3 separate regions of the Mus musculus genome follow, and all the other regions are linked to region 2. Evidence: chromatin loops called from intact Hi-C (ENCODE). Cell type or tissue: left cerebral cortex. All regions are shown on one strand.

Region 1 (8,000 bases), 190 kb after region 2:
TATTAGCCCCTCCTGCATACACATATCAGTTAAGTACCACTGAGCTATAGACATCCTCAGCCCCCAGATAACTGACCCCTTGACTCCAGTTTAAAATGGTAAGTGGGGGAACCTGAGACCATAACACTATTAACAGGGTCAGCCATTAGGCAAAACAGAAAGAAACCAGCTGCATTGCCCAACAGTCTGTTTCCAGATGTGGTATCATATCATTTAATGGAAACTAAATATAATTTCAGAAATTGTAGTGTGGACTGGCTATACCCTAACTTAGGATAGGTGCTTAGGTGCTATAATCCATCACCACAGACCAGACAACTTATGAGCAGCAATGTGCTTTTGACAGACCTGTGTGAGTCAGGTTCTAGGAGGACTAACTGGCTGCACACTTCTAATGCAAATGGTATGGCAACTCCTGGGTCCCATTAAGGAAGGCTCTGCCTCCATGACCCAATTACCCTGGCAAAGGCCATACCTCCCACTCCTGCCTCTATGGTTGTCAGGATGTGAGGGCACAGTCCTTGGTGATACTAGCATGGGGGAATCCCCAAATTGTCTCAAGTGTTTAAAAAACCAGCAGTCTTGGTGGTAGACTGTCAGCATGAATTTGGAATCATCTGAACTTTTGCTGCAGGGAAATTCACCAGGTTAGTCCACCACCTTCTCCAGGTGTAACCACTGGTTAGTCGGGTTCACTCCCAAGGAGTAAGAAGCTGCCTGTACAATCTGTGGTGTCTCAGATAAACCAAGAGGAGCTTGTGTCTTCCCTTCCTCCAGCTCAGTGAACACTGGGCCCTGTAGTGAGCAGAAAGGTTCACAACTTTCTTAAGACAACCTGGAGCACTTTCACAAAGGTCACTGACCTGTGGCATTTCTAGAGGATTCTGGTTCATTGCTAAGGCCAGTCCCTTCTTACCTGGTTTCTAAAACGTGGCTGGGTTTACTCCATGACTTCACTTGCTGAGATCTTATGGTTGGAGGTCACCACTACATGGGGTCTTAGCATTAGGAAGGCTGAGAAGCACTGAGCGGGATGGGGAAGGAAAGAGAATGGCCTCGTGGCAGTTTTCGTGTGAGACTTTGAACTTGTCTGGCATCTGAGGTTTGTATGTAGATGAAAATTTAGGGAGGGAGGAATGTCCAGTGCAGTAAAGTGGTTTTTGTTTGTTTGGTTTAATTTTTTTAGTCTCTTTCATTCTGCACCATCTCCTGGGAATTCTATTTCTAGAGTGACCTGTGAGGACAGGGACAACAGAATGCCAGGTTCTGGTGTTCCTTTTATAATGATTACCGTGACTATTAAAGTCACTAATGTAGAACCACAACCAAGAGACATAGACACCTCAGCCCCAACCCAGCGACGTGATTTCTGGGTGGAGGCCATGTCTCTGTAAAGGGAAATACCTGTGTGGATGGAAGAGCGAGAAAAGAAACTGGCTGTGGAGAGGACGCCCAGGGTGTGCTGGACCTGACTGACAGCTGGTCCATAGTCAGTGATCTTTCCCTTGCGAACTGGGGAATAACATTTTGCAGAAAATTAACATGCCACAGGCTTCCTTTGAAAGGAGAGGGATTTTGCAGTACTAAACAGGAAATGTTTCTTCCAGCCCCATCTTTCGTACCCCACATGCCAGATTTATCAAAATGAACCTTCCTAACTCCACTCAGAGGTGTTGTGTGCCCAACCTACCGGCAGAGTTAGATAAAATTCCCCCCAGAATATCTTTATTTGCAAATATTTGTAATTCTTAGATATCTCTTGCATCTGAAAAAGGAAAAACCCTGTTGTGTACAGCTGAATTTTTGTTCACGGTACCCAGATGGCTTCAGATGTAGTCTAGAAACTTACCTCTTTTTTTTTAAAGATTTATTTATGCATATGAGTACACTGTAGCTGTCTCAGACACACCAGAAGAGGGCATTGGATCCCATTACAGATGGTTGTGAGCAACCATGTGGTTGCTGGGAATTGAACTCAGGACCTCTGGAAAAGCAGCAGTGTTCCTGACTGCTGAGCCATCTCTCTGGCCCAGAAACTTAACTTTAAAATGAACTTCATAATTGAGGTGGAAATAATGTTTGAGATGAAATTCTTTTTAAAAAGTAGGGGTTAGGCCGGGTGGTAGTGGTGCACGCCTTTAATCCCAGCACTTGGGAGGCAGACGCAGGCGAATTTCTGAGTTTGAGGCCAGCCTGGTCTACAAAATGAGTTCCAGGGCAGCCAGGGCTATACAGAGAAACTCTGTCTAGAAAAAAACAAAAACAAAAAAAGCGGGGGTTGGGGGAAAGAGGCTCTATAGAGAGCCAGTAGCACACAACCTAGCTAATAAGCTAAACGACTGCTATGCCACCTTGTAACTACATGCTCACACCATGCTCTTGCTATGCCTTGTAAATAGTTTTAAACAGTATTCCAGCCATTCATAAATGATTGGACAGACTTATGTATACGTAATTATTTTTATGTAAGTGCCCTTGTGCATGCAGAGGCCAGAGGACAACTTCTGGTGTCATCCTCAGGAGTGTTTTCCTCCCCTTCTGAGCCAGGAGTCCATCAATGAGGCTAGACTGGCTGGTCAAGGACCCATGTAAATGCAAATCATAGTACATGCCCTCTTTATATGAGTGCTAGGAATCCAACTGCTGTCCTCATACTTCCAAAGCAAGCATTTTACAAACTGCCTTAGGGTCCCTATTGCGGTGATAACACCATGGCCAGAACAACTTGGCATGGAAAGGGTTTATTTGGCTTATGCTTCTATGCCACGTTCATCATCAAGTCAAGACAGAAACTCAACTCCAACACAGCAGGAGCTGATGCAGAGGCCATGGAAGAATGCTCCTTCCTGGCTTGCTCAGCCTGTTCTTATAGAACCCAAGGCCACCTGCTAAGGGATGGCACCACCCTCAATAGGCTCTGTCTTCCCTCATTGATCCCTAATTAAGGAAATATGCAAGGGCTCCACTCTTATGGAGCTGTCTCAATTAAGGCTCCCTCTTCTCCAACTCTAGCTTGTTGATATGAACTAGTCAGCACACTATCCCTCCTAGCCTGAAGGTTTTTTAATGTTGATAATTACATTTTTATTTTTAGGGGTGGCAGGGTGTTTGTGGGGAGGCCTGACACACGGTCTTGTGTCCTAGATAGCCTGGAACTTTCCATTCTCCTGAGTGCAAGAATTATACCTATTATAAAATAACTAAAAGCAGCATGGTTGTTTTGCTTTTTAAAATGGTTATAGATTCACTGAAGATTTCCTTCTACATCAAAATTTTCAGGTATTTATGTGCCAGAGATAGTGGGAAGGGAGGTAGTCAGTATGGAAGAGGGCAACAGAGTTAGGGGAAGGGCAGAGCTCTTTCCTGGCCCCTGAGTGCACTATGACCCACACTACTTATTTGGGCAGAGTAACAGTCCAATCCTTAGATATGCAAGGTAGGAACCAGGCCTAGGGAAGGGGCAAACCCTTGTCTGAATTCTAGCAGTTTATTCCAAGTCTAGGAAGAAACGACAGCACTATAGATAACCTATTGGAATGTTATCTATAATATTCCACAGACCACAGGGAAGGACTACCTTGAAACCCTCTAGTCACAAACAGTGAAACCCTGCTTTAAGATTGGAAGGGCAAGGACCAGCTAAATAGGTAGTACATTTGTCTAAATGCAAGTCGCTGGGGCAATGCTGTTAGGGACAGGGTGTGTTGCTTTAAAGTACTTGCCTAAAGTTTTATTTCATCTGTAAAAATATTGATGCTCTTAATGTCAACACTTTAGAAGTGTGCTGGGTGATAGTCAAGTTTTCAACTGGCTTCTTAAATCAAGTATTCTCTCTTCCACCCCCTTTTTCTGTTAGCTTTATCTTCAAGCCAGGATGAAGGGAGACTGGGCAAGACTCTTACGACCCATGCTCCAGTTTGGGCTCATTGCTTTTTCCATATATGTGGGCCTTTCTCGAGTGTCTGACTACAAACACCACTGGAGTGACGTCACAGTTGGACTCATTCAGGGAGCTGCTATGGCTATACTGGTTGTAAGTATCAGAGCAGCAGCCCAGAGGCCGCCTGCTGCGCATTTAGATAAATCCCAGAAAGATACCAGACAGGGCGGAGAATGTGGCTCACTAATTGATTTGAATGTTAATAAAAGGACAGGTCAGACAGGTGAAAACTGAGTAATCCTTTGTCAGCGTTGCAAAATTCTTGGTGCTAAAGCCTATGGTTGTAAAAACTAATTTCCTTTTTTCATGAATTGAAAATTAATTTAGTTAAAAATAATTCATTAAGTGTTGGTTGAATGAAGCTATTTGCCAAAACATTTTGAAGAATTTTCTTCAAAATACTTTTCTTTTAGCCAGGTTTTTTTTTTGAGATAGTGATTTACTGTAGCTCTGGTTGGCCCGTTTCTCCAGGCACCACTACAACCATCCTACCCGGTTATTTTTTTACATTTCTAATTGGTTCCTGAAATTCACACCACTAATATTCTGCCCTTTTTGTCTAGGCTTTGTATGTATCCGATTTCTTCAAGGACACACATTCTTACAAAGAGAGAAAGGAAGAGGATCCACACACGACTCTCCATGAAACCGCCAGTTCACGGAACTACTCAACCAATCACGAGCCCTGAAGGGTACAGGGGCGCTGGCCCGCTTCAAAGGCAACAGCTGGAGGCTAAAGGCAGGGGGATGCGTATTACTTCCTGCTGTACAGACCATTCTATAAAGGACTGCTGCTATCTATACCTCCTGGATGCCCATTTTATGTGTGTACAGTTACTTCTAACACAATGAGTAACAGTTCAATTAAAGAAAATGAAGCCTGTCACTAAAACACTGTCCCACCTGTACATTTTTATTGAAAGACGCTATGTACAAATGTGTATGTTACATGCCTTCTCAGAATGATGTTGACTTAAATATAATAAAAAGCTTGTGAACCACTGAACACTGGGAAGCGTTTGTAGTCAGTTGCAATCAGACAGGTGGTGGATAACGCTGAACTCTATAAGTAGAGGCTGGCAGCAAATACAATATCCCTCTTGATTTTGGTAATTCCTAAGGGAAAAGAAAAGAATGTTTAAGCTTTCAAGACCATAAAGCATTATAGCTTTCTCAAACAATGGTTTTATGGCTCGGGCCTGACTAAACTAGTAAGAGTTTATAAAAGCTTGTTAGCTTAAGAGTTAAGAGCCACCCGAAGAACCTGAGACCGAGTCCTTTCTCTTTCAACTGCCAGCTACCCTGTGTTATGGCTTGGGTGAGTGGCTAAGGCTAGTAAGAGAGAGTCTAGAGAAGGACCTAAGTTGTCTGAAGTAGATGACCCAGGTCAAGCAGTTATTTTCATATTAGAAGACATGGGAACAATTTACATGGCTGCCTTTATCAACAGAGTCTAATCACTCAGTGTGCAATGAAAGATGGTAAAACACTTAACTTAGAAATCACCAGCATGGACTGGCTATGTCTGTCTTGTCTGGCCCAGGACACAGTGGAGATGAGAGCCATCTATAAATAGCATGCTCCCCAACTCTCCACCTCCTCTTTACACTTTACCATTCTTCCTTACCTGTCTCCCTGCATCCTCCTGCTACTCTACAGACTTGGCCACTTTGTTTCTCTCCCATCTCTCACTCATGCTCACTGTGTTCCAACCACACTAGTCTCATGTTGCTCAAACATTCCGGGCATAGGAAAAAGCCTTAAACGTCATCTCTGTGTCGTCTCTTTCCTTTCCTTGCAGACTAAATGACCATCGACCGACACCTCCCTCACATTACAAGAGAAGCTCTACCAATTGCACTTATATTCTCTCTTACAGGTTTTAGAACAATGCTGGACACATACTAAGTAGTCAATAAATATGTGTAATTGGGAATCTGTAATATATAAAACAAAACCCTAAAAATGTCCCATCTAAATATTCCACTTTTAATATATACACTATTAGAGGACGCTCCACGATACTCCAGCTAAAGATATCTTAAAATGTCCCGATTATAAGTTGTGTAAAAGTTCCAAGTCTCAAGATTTGCCTACATTACCATAAAAGGCTTATAAACTAGTTACTGACCTTCAGCAAATTTGTTCTCCAGCTCTGTGTTTCCAATGGCTTTTGCTGCTTGACACATCTGTCGAAGCAGTTCTTCCAGACGCCTCATACAACGAATTATACTGCCTGGACAGAAAAGGAATTCACGAGTTTGTTGTGAATCCAACCAGGAGGAATAAGACATTAGAGAAGTTGCAAAGCACAAGAACATGACTGGCAGTTACAGGAAAGGTTTAATTACCCCCCCACCTCCCCTTAACGGCCGTAAAGGACATATTCTAAGGATGCAGTGACATGTTTTTAGAGCTAGGTAAACCAATTTCCCTGGTTTTAGAGAAGAGACTGACTTGAGGAAGGCAGCACACCAGCTCACGTCCTGTAAGGACGTCTGTCAGGCAGCAAATCCATGCCTAACCGAGTCCCGCTTCTCAGGCCCCTGTGTGTGCCATACTCAGGATTCTGGACACTACAAGCATGCCTGTGAGAGAACATGGTTATTAGCTTGTTTCCTCAATGCTTTGTCTGTTTTTTACAGTGTGTTTTTAGAGGTAGCAAGAGAGGAAACAAACTTTTCCCTATGGATTGCAACTCGAAGACAAATATCAATCAAAGCTAAAGCTGTGGACGGTGCTACTTGTTAAGACTTGTCTAAAGCGGGACCTGAGTTCCTCTCTTTAAGTGTGACAGATTGAATGAAAACTCTGGGGACCTCACTGTAATGTCTGGACTGCACTAGGAACATTTAGCTGAAGTGCAAGCTTTAGTTTATCCTGGTAACACTGGGAAGTCCCCCTCTAGATTATGTTCCAGTGTGTCCCTGGGATAAATGACTGCGATACAAACTCAAAGCAGATAGAAACAGGGAAGCCATGCATGATGGCGCACAGCTTTAGTCTTAGCACTGAAGGAGCTCTCTGCGTGTGAGGCAGTCTTCGTAACAAGTTCCAGGCCAGCCAAGGCTACACAGTGAGACCCTACGTCCAAATAGTACTGGGATTCCAATCCCAGGGCCGTCCACAAGAACTCTTCTACTGAGCATCCGCGAATACCAGGAAATAGCATTTGAAATGAGGATCTCCTCCTCCTCTGGGAAGAAGACACTGGAAGTCTACTTCTACTATACAGTTCTTGTGACATCATCTGGCCGTTGGTGAGAAAGTGCATTAAATGAGTCAAAAGCCAGAACCAAAAGCAGTGAAGTGTGGCTCAGTTACATTCTCCCCACTGTGGCTATGGCTCAGCAGCCATCATGGGGAAGTCACAGGAGGAGTTACAGAAGGCGTGCCTCACGTCCTGACTTTGGTCCTGAGAACCTGACTGAGGCAGCATGGGCATGGAGCAGACAGAATCTGAAGAAACCAACAAAATCCAGAGTGGGCTGTGCTCTCTCTGATGGAAGACACCTGCTTTGCAATCTAGAAAGTCAGGGTGTTGTTATTACAGTACAGGAGGTGGGCAGTCTTTAGGGACCAGCCTCAGGTTACAGACTTCTCAGAGGAGGAAGCTGTGGTTGCTAGGATCTTCTTTCTTCCCACACTGGCCAACCGTCTGCAAACACACGGACTTGATCGACATCCCTGAGCCTCGCCTGGGAAGAAGGCACTGGGAGGCTTGACCGGCTGTGCCTGTGACGACTACACACGGACTCAGGGCCTCCTCCTTCCCCACAAGCAGGACCCCATCTAGGTGGATCGAGGTGGTGAGAGGAGGGCCAAACTGAAACCCCTCTGCTCCAATTTCCTCCATCTTTCAGAGGTCCTAAAACCTCACAAAAGAGCAACAGTAGCTGAGGACCAAATATATGAGACTATAGTGTGTATTTCACATTTAAGCTGTAAAATGCCAGGATGGGGCAATTCCATATTCCATAAATACAAACATTAAAAATTAGGTCAAGAGTGTGATTGTGTGTGTGTGTGTGTGTGTGTGTGTGTGTGTGTGTGTGTGTGT
Region 2 (8,000 bases):
CTCTCTATTTTGTCTGCATGCAAATATATTAAAAATAGTAAAATGTTTTTAAGATTAAACAAAATTACTTTTTTTTTCCTGGTTGCTATAGGACTGGCTGCCCCAGTGCCTGGAATCTGAGGGAAAATGGCAAGTGTGGATGGTGATTCCAGGCATCTTCTCTCTGAGGTGGAACATGAAGTAAGCCCTGGGCCTATGAACATCCAGTTTGATTCATCAGATCTGAGATCTAAAAGGTGAGGTCTTAATGTGCTCACTTCATACCTAGGGCTTCTAGCAATTAAGATATAATACAGTACAGCCCAAAAGATCAATAGAATCGATAATGAAATCATCATTTTCTTACAGGACTCATACCCTGATGTGTGTGCATATGAGTCCTGTTTCCTCACTTGCACATTTTTGTGTCTTGGAATAAACGAGTCTGTTAAGCAAAGGGCTGGGTTTTGTCAAGGAGGGCGCATGTATGTAAGGGACTCGGATGCCTGTTGGTTGCCCGCTTCGTGCAGAGTAATCTGATACTACAGATAGAAAAGGAATAGGCCTTTGCCTTCACTGAGCTACAATGACAGCGGGTAACTTAAAATCACTTGAGATTAAATAATCTTTCAGTTTATGACTGGAAACCTCAAGAGAATCTCCTTTAAAAAAAAAAAAAGTCCCAGTAAGTGAGTTCGATCAAGTAGTTATTGGGTAGAAAGATGCTGACGTGAGTAAGATGCTTAGTGTGCAACTGAAGGACCAAAGGTTGCATCCTAGCAACCACATAAGCTAGATGTGAGCCCACGTACAACTTTAAACACAGTGATGGAGTGAGTCGAGATAGGAGGATCACCACGACTTGCTGGCTGCCAGTCTATAAAAAACAAACAAACAAACAAACAAACAACCCACATGAGTTCCAGAAAGAGACCTTGCCTCTTAGAAACAAGATGGAAGATAATTGCCCTCCTCTGGCCTCAATGCATATACAAACTTGTGGGCACACATACACAAAGTGATTACTTACAAAATAGGCAAAAATAAGACCAAATGTGTGATGGCCCATTCCTAGCATTTAGCACTCAAGAGGCAGAGGCAGGAAGATTGTGAGATTGGGGCCAGCCTGGGCTACTTACTCATACCTAGTCTGTTAAAAAAAAAAAAGAAAGAAAAAGAAAAAGGAAAAGAAAAGAAAAGAAAAGAAAGAAGTAACATGCAAAAAGCCCCGAGGCACCAGCAAGATGGCTCAGCAGGAAAAGGCCACTGAGCCTGACTACTTGAGTTAAATCCCCAGGATTCACAGGATGGCGGGAGAGAACTTACCCAAAGAAAGTGTTCAGACCTGCAGATAAATACAATAGCACTTGTGTGTTCACACTCTAGATAAATAAATGAAGAAAGAAAGAGAGGAAAAAAAGATGAGAAAATGAGATAGAAAAATATATAAAATACGCTTGCAGTAGTTTTAACAGGAATGTGCAAAATCTGTGAGAAAAACTAAAATGTTCCTGAATGATGTAACATGGGATTTGGAATATTTCATCAAATCTGAGATGCTGTTGGTTGTCAATTGCGTTTAAAATATACAAAGCCTGGCATAGTGGCACGTGCTTTTAATCCCAACACTTGTGAGGTACAAACTGGCAGATTTCTATGGGTTTGAGGCCAGTGTGGTCTAGAGTGAGTTCCAGGAGAGCTGGGGCTACATACTGAGACTTGACTTGCATGGTGGGCAGGTAGGTAGGTAGGTAGGTCGGTCAGTCAGCCAGTGGGTCAGAAAGACGCACTGATAGACAGACGGACAAAGAGGGTTTGGAACGAAGTTCAGTGGTTAAGAGAACTGACTGTTCTGTTAGAGGACCTGGATTTGATTCCTAGCACACACATACATGATAGCTCACAACTGTCCGTAATTCCAGTCCCAGGAGATCTGACGCCTTCTTCTGTTCTCCATCAACAGTAGCCATGCACATGGTGCACAGACATTCTTGCAGACAAAGCACCCATACACATAATCAGATCATTTCAAAAACCCCAACCCACAACACGCACACACTCACTCACGCATGCTGTGCCCGTGTGTATCATACATGTACAGTACTGGACTTGGAATTTTTGCTGTGTTTTCACTGGAAGAACTCTTGACCGTATGTGTTACTTCTCATTTGTCTCTTATGGAACTATACAAGTTGATCATAGAAACAAAGTGCATTGGTTAAGACATTATTAACACCTCACACTTAAAAACCCTGGCTCTTCTGGATCAGCTTTTGATTTAGTCATCAGACCAGTTGTGTGTCCCTCCTACGTGGACAATTGTCCTTTGGCCGGAAAGAGAGTGGGTGGCTTTGATGACACAGCCTTCCTTGGTTTCTTCAGCAGCACTGAGGCCGCGCGCAGGTTCCCGTCCTTGCACTGTCCCGGTCTCACCAGATGGCGTCATGAGAGGCCTTCTCACTTCCGGTTCCCATGCCTTCCTTCAGTGGTTTGACAGAGATGGCCTGGCAGTCGGATGTCAGCACACCACCAGAAGTAGCGAGCACACTGCCACCTGGCCAACAGTAATTCAGACATCCGGTGTTAGAGATTGTGAGGTGTCCTCGTTTAGAAATGTTTAAGTGCATATATTAGAAAAGTATCTTATCAGTAAGCTATGACAGAAGTCATTGTCTACTGCCGGCAGGAAGAATACAATTGTGATGTAGGGGGGATTAAATCCAGGGGAGAGGCTCTGTCAGTGAAGTATTTGTCACACAAACTTGAGCCCCCATATAAAATCCAGGAGCTATGGTGTGTACCTGTAACCACCACACTAGGGAGGCAGGGACAGATGGCTTCTGGAGAGCATTGGCTAGCGAGGCCAGCCAAATTGATGAGCTCCAGGCTGGTAAGAGACTGTCTCAATAAATAGCAAATAAATAAACAAACCATCTCAAATATGCCACTAAATGAGAGAGAGAGAGAGAGAGAGAGGTAGTTCAATTAGATACCTGATGATGACGTCTGGCCTTTTTATACTTGTGCTCACATATTCTTATGTACACCAGAAAAAAGAATTTAACCCACAAATTTTGTGTGATCCTCCACTCAGATCCCAGCGGCAACTCTGAGGTTTCTGGGTAGCAGAATCTCACTGCCTTACAGCGTCAACCGGTGCCTGCGTGGGGTCATATACGTTGCTAAGATTGAGTGACTAAAATATGTTTTCTTCCAGGGCTGAAAAACTACATTATAGTGTGTTCATACAATGAAATATTTTTCATCTAATAAAAAGGAGGTGGGCTTATGACATACCAAAATGAAACAACTCTTCGAGTTATTTTGTTAAAAGAAAAAAGTGAGTTGCAGAGCAGTATGTATAGTCTGCCACCATTCATGTAAAGTTGCTCGCTGTATTGTAGACAATACAGTATGTGCAGATGGAGTCGGGAAGGCTTGGGTGGCTGAGAGGAGCTGCACAGCTGAGGTAAGGGAGCCTGGTGCATAGAGTTAGTAGGTCCTCAGTACCCAGTCAGTGACTACCCTCGTTGCTATCAGCAGAATGTTAGTCTAGATAAGAGCTGCAGCTATTTCCAGCCCAGGAGATAAGAAAGATTGCAGTGAGCTGATCCTGGCGGTATTGTTATCATTTCTTCCGATAGTTGATGTTTCAGTTTTTCTTGTAGCTAAAACTGGTAGTGTGAAATTTATCCCTGAAGAAAGTGTCGTTAACAGTGGCTATCAGAAGAAACAGAGAAATCGATAATTGTGATTCTCACTGGTATATTTCAGTATTAGTGAATGTAGTCCACTTACAAATGCTGACTGAATGCTTAGAGTTTTTCTTGAAGCTTCTAAGTTCTGTGATAAATAATTGGCCACTGTGACAATGAGTCATAGGTCATTAAAGTGCATTCCATTATGACAAGTCGGCAGTTCAGTTCCTTGAAATTTTAATCTAACAGGGTATATTAAATGGAAATACATTTTCTATAATGAAACTTCAAAAAGGAAGGAGTCCGCTATTTTCAATCCTGGCGTAACTGGTAAGAAAGGAGAGCAACCACTTGTAAGAACTTAGCAGTCCTTGTTGCTTCTGCTTGTGGGATAATCTCTGCTGGAGAAAGCAGAGACTATTAGATGAGAAAAAGTATGTGAGTACTTTAAGACATTGTTCCTGCTGAGGGATAGAGTCTCCAACTTTCCATGTAAATAAAATGTAGACAACTAGTATCAAGCTTCAGTTCTTTGAGTCACCATGCTCTGGTGCCCCCTTGTGTATATACATCTCTCTCTCTCTCTGTATGTATGTATGTATGTGTATATACACACACACACACACACACACACACATATATATATATATATATATATATATATATATATATATATATATATACATATATATATATATACACATATACATATATACATGCATATACATACATATACATACATACATACACACACACACACACACACACATATATATATTATAATTGGATGTTTCTTAGCAGTCTGCTCCCCTTCCAGCTCTGAGTTCATTTAGCTTTATCTCATGTTTGTAAAGTGAGGACTTTAGAGTGCTTATACTTGTCTATTGTATATTGCTATATACACCAGCCAGTCAGCGTTCACGATTGTGGTGTCAAGGGTCATCCTGCACTTGGGAAACTTTGGCTATAGGATGATGGGAGACAACATTTGATGTCTGAGTATTTCTTGGCCTACGGTTAGCTTGTGTTATTTTTCTACCTCCCACTAGGTGGCATTCGCGTCTTACATGTAAGACTTTTAGCTGGCACAGACTAAGGGGTTGCAGGCCAAGCATTTTGACAAGTGGAGTCTAAAGCAGGCGGAGGAAGGGCTGTGCCGTTGTAAGCTGCATGCCATCGGCATGTGGATCATTTAGGTGCATTATAAAAAAGTAAGGCCCCTGTTTCTTCAGCACGCCTCCCTCTGATGCTATTTTGTCACCTGTTTGGAGAGAGAATGAACAATAAAAAAGTAAATGGAAGAGCAGAAAGGTCTAGAAGTCTGCTGTGTTCTATTCGATACATTCTACTGGGAATGAGCAGGCTTTTCTCAGGCTTTTGGAGGCTACTAATGAGCTGGTACTCAGGGTAGCCTCATATTTTCCTACTGCTCTGTGACTATGCCCTGGGAAAGTTGACCACCCCAGCCAGCCAACAAAGTTATGAAATGGTTGATTTTTAATTTCTTTCCAGTTCTGGGTATTGAACCCATGGCCTTGTGTATTGCTACGCAAACCCTCTACTGTGGCTTGGCTCGGTTTTTAGCTTTCCCCTTCTCTGTGTGTCTTTGTTTCCCCTTTCCTTCTGCTGCTCCTTATAGGCCCAGGGTGACACCGTAAGGCAGGAGCTCACTCAGGCCCCAACCCCCTAAGCATGCTCTGTACACAGACTTTTCTCCTACAGCTTACTTACCAGCACTCGGCTGCTCTGCTCTTGTAGGACTCTGTTGCCCACTTGGTATCAAAATGGAGAATAATCTGATCTATCAGAGATATCATCTATTAAACTCACAGGGCTGTTTTCATTTCAACACCAAAACATCTCAAAATACCAAATCCTAACATTCAAGCTTTTGCTATTGAGGATGTTGTAGTGCTCTAACAAGCCACCATTAATTGGATATCTCAAATGCACAGCTTCCTCACACCCTTGGAGTGTGTAAGATACATTATGGCACCTTGCTGTTTAGGGTACCTACAGTCTGTGCATTTGTGAATCAGCCTCTCTATTTCTCCTCCCACAAATGCTGTCACTGTAGATCAGCCTGAGTTGACAGTGGGTATTTGCGGCCCTAGGAGAGAGGAAGACTCAAGCCGTTTCCCAAGGCAAAGTAAAATGTTTAATAGATGCTGGCGTATGGCAGCAACTGGAAGTGGTTACCCGGTGCTTGATGATTTTATAGTTTGGGATTATATAGGCAACAAAAATGAGAAGAATTCAGGCAGTGGGAGACAATGTTCTTAGCATGCACAAGGCCCTAAATTTGATCTTAAAACTTCCTAAAAAGAGGAAGGGGAGGGGGAGAAAAAGAGAAATTGATTTTCCCAGGAGGGCTAGTGTGCTAAGCTACCATGAATTACACGATGAAGAGCTTGCCACCAAGCAGTCATAACTAGATGGACAGGACCTCAATTGTTGCTGGTATCACTGCGCTGGGGCAAGCATACAAATTGTATTACTCCCTCCATCAAACCCATCTCTCCCCTCTCTCCTCTGCTCCTTTCCCTCCCCCTCCTTTTCCCTCCTTGGCCCAATTTTCTCCATACTTTCCCACCTTCTCCTCTTTCTTTTGTCCCTCAAAGAACTATATTTTTGCCAAATGCTTAAGGAAAGAAAATTCTTGGTCTTAGTGTTAGAGGCACCTTAAATTTGCATGTGACTTTGTTACTTCACTAGATGAAGTTTTTTTTCTAGTCTCATTGGAATCCTCTTATTCTCTCAAATGCTTGGTTTCTGTGCCTTTTCCCTTCTCTCCCTCTGCCCTAGACATCTTTTTAAACGTTTCCCCTTCGGTCGGTATCTGCTCAGCTCACCTGAGTTTAGCCCTTTAGCCCTGTCAGCTCCGGGGTGTTTGCGTGTCTGTTTTGTTTTCTTCCCACTCCTGGGAAGTTCGTTGTACTTTATTGTACTTTCTCCCTCTCTCACTGACATTAGTGAGAGAAGCCCGAAGACCAAGGGAGCTTTTGGAGGTAATTGATACTCCGCAGGGTCAAGTCAAAGTTATTTTGTTGAGCAGAAAAAGTATGAAGAGTTAATGAAGAGTTAAGGCAAAAAAAACAAAAACAGAAACAAAACCCTTATCTGTCTGGTCAGTGTTAGGTCAAGGGTGTAGTCAGAAGGAATTTGTGGGTGCAGTATAATATCACCACCACCAGAGCTTGGAGCCAGTAGTGGTAACAAGAGAGTCAAGATGGCTTTCAACAGGCTAAAGGCCGGATGCTAATAATGTACGTGAAATGGGTCTGGGGTCTTAGGAAGACAGCTTAAGTCTGTGAAGACCTCGCCTTACAAGCATGAGGTCCTGATTTTGATCCCCAGAAACCCCATGAGGAGGTTGGTGCAGTGACACATGCTTGAGATCCCACTGCTGGGGAACGAGATGGATCTCACGTACATTAAAGATAATGTTCTCAGAGGAAGCTAGATACGTGTCATATCATGGCAGCACGGTGGCACAGCCTGCAATCCCAGCTCTTGGAGCTGGGAGGCAAGAGGATTGTGAGTTTCAGGCCAGTCTGAGCTACAAGAGACCCTATCTTAAAGCATCAAAAAAAAAAAAAAAGAAAAAGAAAAAGAAAGAAAAAATTAGAAAATGATACCATGTGTGATTGTTATTCTGTCTTATGTAAAGATCAAAAGGAATCAAAACCAAAATGCACATGTCCATCATTCACGCATGTTTCTCAGCCATGCACCAAAATGTTGCTGGGTCATTTAGTTCGTTCTGCAGTGTTCAGATTGAATCCAGAGCCTGCTACATGCTAAGCAAATGCTGTACTACTGAGTAATGAACCCAGCACACCAGCAATTATCTCAACAATGTTTACATTATCTGCAGTATATATATATATACATATATATGTGTGTGTGTGTGTATGTATATGTATATATATGTATGTATGTGTGTCTGTGTGTATGTATATATATATATATATAACTTTTCTGATGAGATACATTACTTTTCTGATTTATAATACAAACACGATATTGAAGGATAAGCTGGCTTTCCTTAAGTTTTTGTTTAAATCGCCTGTGCTTCTGTAGGATCATGTTCATTTTCTTCCTTCCTTCTCTCCCTCCTCTTTCTTACTGTGTTTTGTTTTGTTTCTGATTGGGAAGGTTGGGAGGAGGATCGTACAAGAGCTATAGAATGAAGCCTGGAAGCATAAGGAACTCAATCCCATCACACAGAAGCAAGCATTGCTAAGACTGTCCTGGGAGCTGCCTTTCTATGATGCTCTAGTGTATAAAGTGGATGTGAGCCTAGTCAATTGGAACTGAAAT
Region 3 (8,000 bases), 360 kb after region 2:
AAGACCGGTCGTATCCTTAGATCTTAGGTAGTGACTGAAGAATAAACCTGTAAGCTGCTTGCACATGGTGGGTGGGGGTGGGGAAGCCATACACCGCAGGCGGCAGGCTGTGTTTTCAGACTTGTCTCCCGAGATCATAGTCACTGCAGGAAGCTCAGCTGGTGGTTGCTGGAGCACTCTGAGCTGAGTTCTGGGGAGTATTGGTGCTCAAGAGAGGGGACTTGATTCCTTTCTCTCCCCCCCCCCCTGCAGTGAGGCTAGCCTCAGCCCTACCTCATTAGCTTGTCCACTGCACCCCGCCACCCGAGTGATCCAACCCCACCCCCAGCTCAGCTCTCCCTGCCCCGCCTGAAGGGGCACGTGCCAAACAGATCGTTAAAAGCGAGCTCCAACCGTTTCTTTTGTCCAGTAGGCGCGGGACAGGCTGGCGGGAGCTGGGGGCGGGAGCGGCCGCGAGCGGAGCGGGAGGCTAGCCGGCGGGCGCGGGACCTGCTCGGCGGGAGGAATTGGGGCCGGGGTTGGCGGCGGTTGCAGTTGGGGATGGGGTAATTCTCTGGTTTTCATTTCTGGAAAAGTGGTTGGATACAGCAGGAGAGGCAAAAAAGGATAATATAACGATATCTTATTTGATGCAGGGAGATGCCTAGGACCTAAGTACGCGTGCGCACTCGTGAGCTTGGAGAATGCGTTGGGGGGAAGTCTGGCGAAGCTTTGTGGGAAGGAAGAGGTTGAGAGTCCGAGGAAGAGGTTTATGTGGCGCATCGTATATTTCTGAGACATCTACGTTATGGGGAATCAAAGTATAATTTTGTGGTTGAGAAAAGATGGGCATTTGGGAAGTTTGGGTATCCCCTGGCTGTCACTTGGTAGGAAACAGACTCAGCAAGGGCAGATTTGAGGCTCACACGCGTCCAAATCAGATACTGTCCTTCAACCATATTTAATAGAAATTACGATAAGACATTTCCTTTTTCTCACTAAAGAGTTGTACTATAGAGTTTTTTTTAAAATTAGAATGACCATATGATTAAACAATTAAAAAAGATGAAATTTAGAAGCTAAGCTGGCTGTGGTGGCTGTCTCTTTAATACCAGTACTTTAGGCAGAGGGAGAAACAGAGGCAGAGGCATAGGGAGAGAGGGTGAGGCAGAGGCAGAAGTAGAGGCAGGCTGATTGGTATTTTCAGGTTTGAAACTGGTCCACATAGGAGGGTTCCAGACCATTCAAACACTGCTAAAAGCTACCACCACCACCACCACCACCCATCAACCACCCACCAACCAACCAACCAACAACCACCACCACCACCCACCACCACCATGTTTCAAATTTATGAAAACAGAATTGGTATATGTGATATCCATGAAGGCCTCCCCTTCTCTGAGGAGAAAAGGAGGGAGGAATGGGAGAAAGGGTAAGAGAGGGAAGGACTGGGTGAAGAGGCAGGAATACTTCAGAATTGAAGTTATGCCCCAGCAGATACGCCGCACCAGTAGATCTTCTGAAAGTGATTTTAGATTATGCGACCTAAGTGGTGGTTGCCAGATTTTTTTTTTTGAGCGAAATTGTGGGGTTTTCTTTTTTTGGATTTAGTTACTGAGGGCACATAGCCCTCCTTATATGCACAATATGCCAAGCGCTCTGGATCCCCGAGTGTAATAGTTATTACTGAGGCACGTACTAAACGATGAACTAAACCCATTTCTCTGTTGTAAACTTTAATCAGAATATTCAATTGTACACTATTACTGTTTTGCAGTGGTACTGGGGGTTGAACCTAGGGTCTCCTGGATGCAGGGTTAACAGAAATTCTATTAGTAGGCTATAATTCTCAGCCCTGAAATGCACACACAATAACATTTTAAAGGAAGATCCTTGGCTAATATTTCCCTGCTTCACATAAGAAGGAAAAGTGCATTTGGGAGTTGTGTATCTGTGAATGAGTGTCTAAAATGTACTTTAAAAATGTGTGACTGATGGCTGTGAGCAGATAATCCAGGGAGTCCTAGACCCTAGATTCTAAAAGTTGTCTTTAAAATTACTTCCTTGTTCTGACAAAATGGGTAAATGCACACACACACACACACACACACAAACAGATAAAAATAATCTCATGTTTTTAATACATTGCTTGTTTTGGTTGACATTCTCCAACTGGCCATTAAACAATATACCTGACTCATGCAAAGATGGTTCACTTTGAGTCTTAATGCTTGCAGAAGGGATTTCCTGGGGCTTGGAATGAGTAAGCATTTGATCACACTGCAAGAAAAGTAGCATTCTTGTGGGGTAAGAAAGATATTCTAATACAAGCATTCTGACAAATCTCATGTGGGGTTACCAGCACACATTTTCAACCGTTGTCATTGGAACACTGGGAGCTGGGTTGCTACGAAGCCGGTATTTCTTGAATTTTCAGACGTACTAGAGTGGGCTTAAGTTATTGAGCAGTTTGAATCTCCTAGCCCCAGCATGCACAAAACAACTTATTAGAGTTAAAATGCAATCTGCTGTCACTTTGGGATGGGGACCTGGGAGCAGAGAACCTGGCTGCTGGACCTCCTAGGTTGCTCAGACAGTTTAGTCTCCTGCCATATGGCCCAGCTTGCCTTGGCAGCTCAGATGGGCAGGCAAGGCTGAGCAGCCCATCTGGCTCCCTGTCTGTCAGTCGTCTCCAGGTCCCTCCAGACCCTCGAGCAATTTCATGATCGATCCAGTCCTAGGCCTGGTCAGCTGTCTCACTGGCTTTCCTTGGCTCTTTCCCTCTCTCACAAACTTCCTGCTTATGAAGTAGCTCCCAAGATCCAGCAAGAGAACTTGGCCAGTTCCCCAATTCCCCAAGTGGACAGTGCGGATAATTTATTAATTGGAAATGTCAACGCATTTCTCGGCAGCCTAGACACCCCCCCCCCCTTTTTTGAGTTTGAGTTTGAAGACAGAGGAGTTAACATGCTCATTGAGAGACATGTTTACGTTCAGGAATTTTCACAAGCGATTATCACTAAGCAGTAAACAGAAGGGTGAGAATTACTGCACGCGTCCAAATTTGATAATCAGGGTGGGGTTGAAGAAAAGGAGAGGGGAACGGAAAAAAAGGATTAGAGTCAGTTAGGACGAAACGTTTTTGCTTTTGAAAACAACAGTGAACTCCAAAAACCCCGCTTCTCTACCCGCCGACTCCGCACCTCCTGCGGGCTCGGGCAGGAGGCTCAGGCCCGCCACTGCTCGCGGCAAAGCTTGGCGCTGCGGCGCGCGCCGCTCGGGAGGCCCAGTGCGGGGGCGCGGGTAGGAGGGCGGGACCCGAGCGAGCACCCCGACACCCCAGACTTGACGTCATCGAGGCGCTGGCCTGTGGCGGGACCGACGGAAGGAGGTTCCCGCTTTGATTGCCGCCCCGCGGGCTTTTTAAAGGTTACCCTGGGGAATACGCTCCAGGAGCTGTGGGAGGAGCGAGGGTCTCGGGGGTAGGAGGGCAGGTTTGATGGGTTTAGGGGGACGAGGCTAGCGGTTTGGGAAGTCGTGGTCCTGCTTAGCCCCTGAGGGGGAGAGGCAAGGCGTCCAGGAACAGCGCACTCACTCGGAGATGGAGTGGAAACTGCAACGCACCGCCCGGAGGAAGATCCGGACGGAAGAAGAGATGTTGTGGGTGCGTACCATCCTTTTCTTTCTTGACCCAACCCTCCCATGGGGCTTCTTGCAGAAGGTACGGTTTGTAATACCCAGTAAGGACCAAAAGATGCCATGAAATTCTACAGCCTAGTTTAAATTTTGAACGGTGTGAAATTTAAGTTCTGGAGATACCTGGTTGCTTTAGAAAGAATGAGTGAATCAGCAAACCCAGGATTCAAAACAATTCCCCACTCTCCGTGACGATTTTCCTAGAGTTTTCTCCCTTCTTATGTTAATCTATTTCCAAAGGAGAACATCATGCGGGTGCTCGCCAACGGCATGAAGCAGCAGCGAAATCAAGGTTCCCCCAAGGTGAGTTTTCTGGGCTTGCCCTTCTGTCTTCATTCTGATCTCGAGCAAATTAATTCTTGCTATAGAAGGCATTTGCAGGAATTATGGGAGAATTAATACAAATTAAAAACCTTTACAGAATCTGAAGACTTAAGAAATGGATTCTCACAACTGATGTAGCTACTTATACCTGCTTAGCGGGCGCTTCCCAGTGTCCGGCTCCACAGAGGATGAAGTGTGGGTGTGTCAGGCAGGCAGTGCATTGCTAGCTGGCTGTTAGAACTTTATCCCAACAGTTGCTAGCTGCACTACCCTCTGCTGCACTCAGAAGCATGCAAAGACGTGGAAATAGTGCCATCTGGTGGATAAGGAGGTGTCTTCAAGACAGCTACTAAAAGCTGGATCCAATATAGTATTTCTGCCCCTTAAAGCTCTAACCCAAAGCTTGCAGTTCTTTTTAAAAGAGTGTTCTTTTGAAACTCATTTTTATTACCTTGTGTTTATTTACCTGCACTTATATCTGTGCATCACGTGTGTGCGTGGTGTCCGCGGAGCTCAGAAGAGGGCTTCTGATCGCCTGGAACTGGAGTTTCAGGCTTTTGGGGGCCGCCCTGTTGGTGTTGAGAATCTAATCTGTGTTCTCTGGAGGAGCAGCCAGTGCTCTTTTCAGCCGCTGAGCCATCTCTCCAGCTCCTGTACTTTCTTTAATGGATGAAAAAGTTAAATCCTCATCTGACTCACATCTCTAGCACCACTTACTTCTCTTTACACCAAATAGCCCACATGCTTTTAAATTTAGATTATTAGCTAAAATCTCACCATTTGAATATTTTTCTAGATAACATACATTTTTCTATATTCAATCAGTGACGCTTGAAATCAAATATATAGCTGGCCTTTTAAAATGCAGTGACTAATGTCACCTATAGAGAAATAACATTTAAAAGCCTTTACATTGTGTCTTTAGTTATGTTTCCTGCCCAAATTATTTTATCTTCTAGATACTTTACTGCCTAATTCAATTGAACTTTTGTTAATTCATTTTTACTTTGCTAACATCTTTAACTTAACATTAAATTTGGAAAACCCAAGTATAAGAATACAGAGTTCTTAGTCAAGCACTTAATGCCAGCACTTGGGAGGCAGAGGCAGGTGGATCTCCCGGCTCCAGGCCAGCCTGGTCTACACAGCAGTTCCACATCAGCCAGGGCTACAAAAAAAAAAAAAAAAAAAAAAAAAAACACAAAAACAACCTGTCTAGAAAAAAATTAGCCAATCAACCCCCCACCCCCAAGGGGGAAAAACAAACAAAACATCAAAAACCACATTTAAAGTTCTTAAAAGTTTTTTTTTTTAAAACATGGGTATAGCTTGGTAATATAAATTTTGTTTCTTATAGTTTAGGAGACATTAAACAAGGTTTCTCTATAAATCCTCTTCAGTTACTAAGATTAGAGTTCTGGGGTTGGCAAGAAGGTTCAGTAAAGGCACTTACTGCCATGCTATCCCAGGAATTCACATGGTGGAAGGAGAAAACTGGCTCCCTCAGAGTTCCCTTGCTCTCCGTATCCACGCCACCACACTCCAGCAGCTCTGCAGCAGTGTCTTTCTGTTAGAAACTTAGCCTCAGCCACTCCACAGACTGTGAAAATCCGAACTTGCCAGACTCGGGTAGGCAGTGTTGTTAGCTGGCTGCGTTGGGTCAGGCCAGCAGCCACAGCTACCCTGCCACTTCCTTCTGGCTGGGTTCTTCTTGTTAATGAGGTGCGCTGTCTTGCCTGTGTGTGATGGCTTGGCAGTGTATTGTTAGCTGGTTGAGTATGTGAGCGGCACCAGCTAACATGCGACTGCTCTCCTATTGCACACACAATCACCACCAGCATGCATTTACAGCTCATGTATGTGCTTTGCCATGAAGAGGGGTACTATTATGATAACAGCTATTAGTGGCTTGGGGTGACACAAGGACATATTTATAGCAGTGAAAGTACTAACCATTGTTACTTTAAAAACTCAAGTAATATTTTCTGAGTCCTAGCTTGACATTATCAAAGCATTTATAAAGTTATGTGTTTGTTGTTTTAACACAAGATTTAGAATAAAATGGAAAGCCTTGTGTATTTGCCCAAGTTTCCAACTAAATCAGTTTCATGATAGAGTAGAGCAGGTCTCTCCAACTTTATGTATACACCAAGTGGAGGGAGAATTTGTGTTAACTTTCAAAATGACCCACACGTTAAAACATCTTCACTAGAAGTATCTAGACAATTTGGGATATCTTGGGGATGTGGTAGGGATGGGCTTATTTATTTGGGGAGACAACTCAGTTCTTCCATTTTGTATAAAATATTGCAAATATTTTTTACAATAATTGGAAGGACATGAGATCTAGTTTATAAAGAAAGAAGAAGAGCTGGCCATAAATATTATTTAAAATACTTCCTCATTCTTTGGAAGGCCGTTTGATTCACGGAACAGAGTCAGAGGTCATATGGTGACCTCAGGTGGACATCTGCAGGAAATCACCAGAACTCACTGTGGTGTACTGGTGACTACTAGAGACATAGAAGAGAAAAGAAAAAGACTGCACTCTTTAAGTTATTGGGCCAAAATCTCCTGATGAAATAAATTTGCATTAACTATTTAAATGTAAATATATTTCTTAGACATAGGTTAAACAGATGCTATTATCTGATTCCTGTGTATTTTACTATTTTCAAATCTCATCCTTGGTGTTGCTGCTGTTGACCAGTATTATTTTATGATGGTCTTTGTGTTTAAGACAGCTAAGTAAATAGTATTTTCATTTTTTTTTTAGAATTTTTATTTATTCCCTGAGAATTTCACACATGTATACAATGAATTTTGATTCTATTCAACCCAAACTTCCCACTCCCTCTGGACCCTTTCCCAATACCTCCCTTCTACCTCTATGGCTTCTTTTAAAAAATAACACCCTGAGTCCAATTAAAGCTGTCCACATTCCCACGAGCGGGGGGCCATCTATCTGATCCACTACAGCTCCTGCCCGTGAAGAAAAATGACCTCCGTTTCCCATTTGTCATCATTCTCCAGCGGCTCTTCAGCTAGGGTGGAGCCTCCGGGCCCCTCCCCACCCTGCTGGATGGTTAGCAGGCTTCATCTTACACAGGCCTGCTTATCTGTCGTTAGTTGAGGAGTGTAAGGACCATACAGGGCCAGAAGACAGTGTTCCCAGTACTCTTCCTCATTCCCTGGCTTACATTCCTTCTGTCCCCCTCTTCTACAATGTTCCTTGACTTTTGTGGGGTTGATATAAATCAGACACATCAACAGTCACTTACTCTCAGTACTTTGATTTATCATGTTTTCATCTTTTGAGATAGGGTTTCTCTGTGCAGCCTTGGCTGTCCTGGAACTCACTCTGTAGACCAGGCTGGCCTCTAACTCAGAAATCCGCCTGCCTCTGCTTCCCAAGTGCTGGGATTACAGGTGTGCGCCACCACTGCCCAGCCCGATTTCATCTTTTTTTTTTAAGGTTAAATTTCTGCATGTTTTTTTTCTTTAGTTAATGACTTGTCGATAAAAATAAAATCTACTAAACCTAGAAGGCTTTTCTTTGCGTTTTAATTGAAAAGCAAGGCATAAAACACCAACATTTGCACTCAATAAACATGTATATATTTTGGAATGTTGGGATGTAACCTAGGACCTTGTACAAACACCCCCATGCACGCGTATTGAAAACACTTCCTAATTCTATATTACTAAGATGATGAGAAAGGAGGGCGGAGTGGAGTGAAATCAACGTAAGGGCATGAGATCCATTGGTAAGGAGAAAAATGAAGGAAGAAGAATCGGCCAGGCATAGCAGACTACACCTGTAACCCCCAACATCAGGAGTCAGAGGAGTTTAATGCAGCCTTGGCTATAGGACAAATTGTTTGAAGCCAGTCTGGGTTTTGTGAGACTCTCATTCCAAAATAAAACAGCAAAACAAAAAGCAAAGCAAAAACAAAGATGAACTACTACTAAATATAACGTGTCTGTGGGGGTGGGAG

Evidence for each region. Peaks named below come from ENCODE experiments on the same cell type or tissue, not always from the same donor. Only the 100,000 strongest peaks of a DNase experiment are listed, where the experiment ranks them.
Region 1: a loop joins it to region 2, with 2.5 times the contacts of the local background. A loop is called at or near these places in 31 of 42 quality-filtered maps.
Region 3: it touches region 2 in a loop (9-fold over the local background); 31 of 42 quality-filtered maps call a loop at or near these places.

What each region holds. Positions count from the first base shown.
Region 1 is chr13:112,862,940-112,870,939 of GRCm38, forward strand. It overlaps Plpp1 (phospholipid phosphatase 1), which reads left to right. Exons shown (of 6, transcript NM_008903.2): 5 at 3,857-4,033; 6 at 4,504-4,955. The coding sequence ends at 4,629. It overlaps Mtrex (Mtr4 exosome RNA helicase), which reads right to left. Exons shown (of 27, transcript NM_028151.2): 26 at 6,072-6,176; 27 at 4,841-5,056. The coding sequence ends at 5,004. Among named protein-coding and RNA genes, the nearest start is that of Mtrex, 60 kb to the right of the region's middle. In left cerebral cortex, no CTCF peak of the experiment used is centred here; no DNase peak of the experiment used is centred here.
Region 2 is chr13:112,669,496-112,677,495 of GRCm38, forward strand. Slc38a9 (solute carrier family 38, member 9) reads left to right here. Exons shown (of 15, transcript NM_178746.4): 2 at 92-236. The coding sequence starts at 127. It overlaps Gm52034 (a long non-coding RNA gene), which reads right to left and starts at 3,872. Exons shown (of 2, transcript XR_003950560.1): 1 at 3,778-3,872; 2 at 69-2,533. In left cerebral cortex, CTCF peaks have their summits at 2,397 (motif pointing right) and 4,717 (motif pointing right); a DNase peak (open chromatin) is centred at 4,749.
Region 3 is chr13:113,031,796-113,039,795 of GRCm38, forward strand. It overlaps Cdc20b (cell division cycle 20B), which reads left to right and starts at 3,584. Exons shown (of 12, transcript NM_001281487.1): 1 at 3,584-3,646; 2 at 3,919-3,981. The coding sequence starts at 3,584. It overlaps Mir449c (microRNA 449c), which reads left to right and starts at 4,188; the gene lies at 4,188-4,296. Mir449b (microRNA 449b) reads left to right here and starts at 5,624; the gene lies at 5,624-5,703. Mir449a (microRNA 449a) reads left to right here and starts at 5,739; the gene lies at 5,739-5,829. In left cerebral cortex, a CTCF peak has its summit at 4,320 (motif pointing left); DNase peaks (open chromatin) are centred at 164, 646, 3,374, 3,578 and 1 more place; H3K4me3 peaks cover 1,548 bases.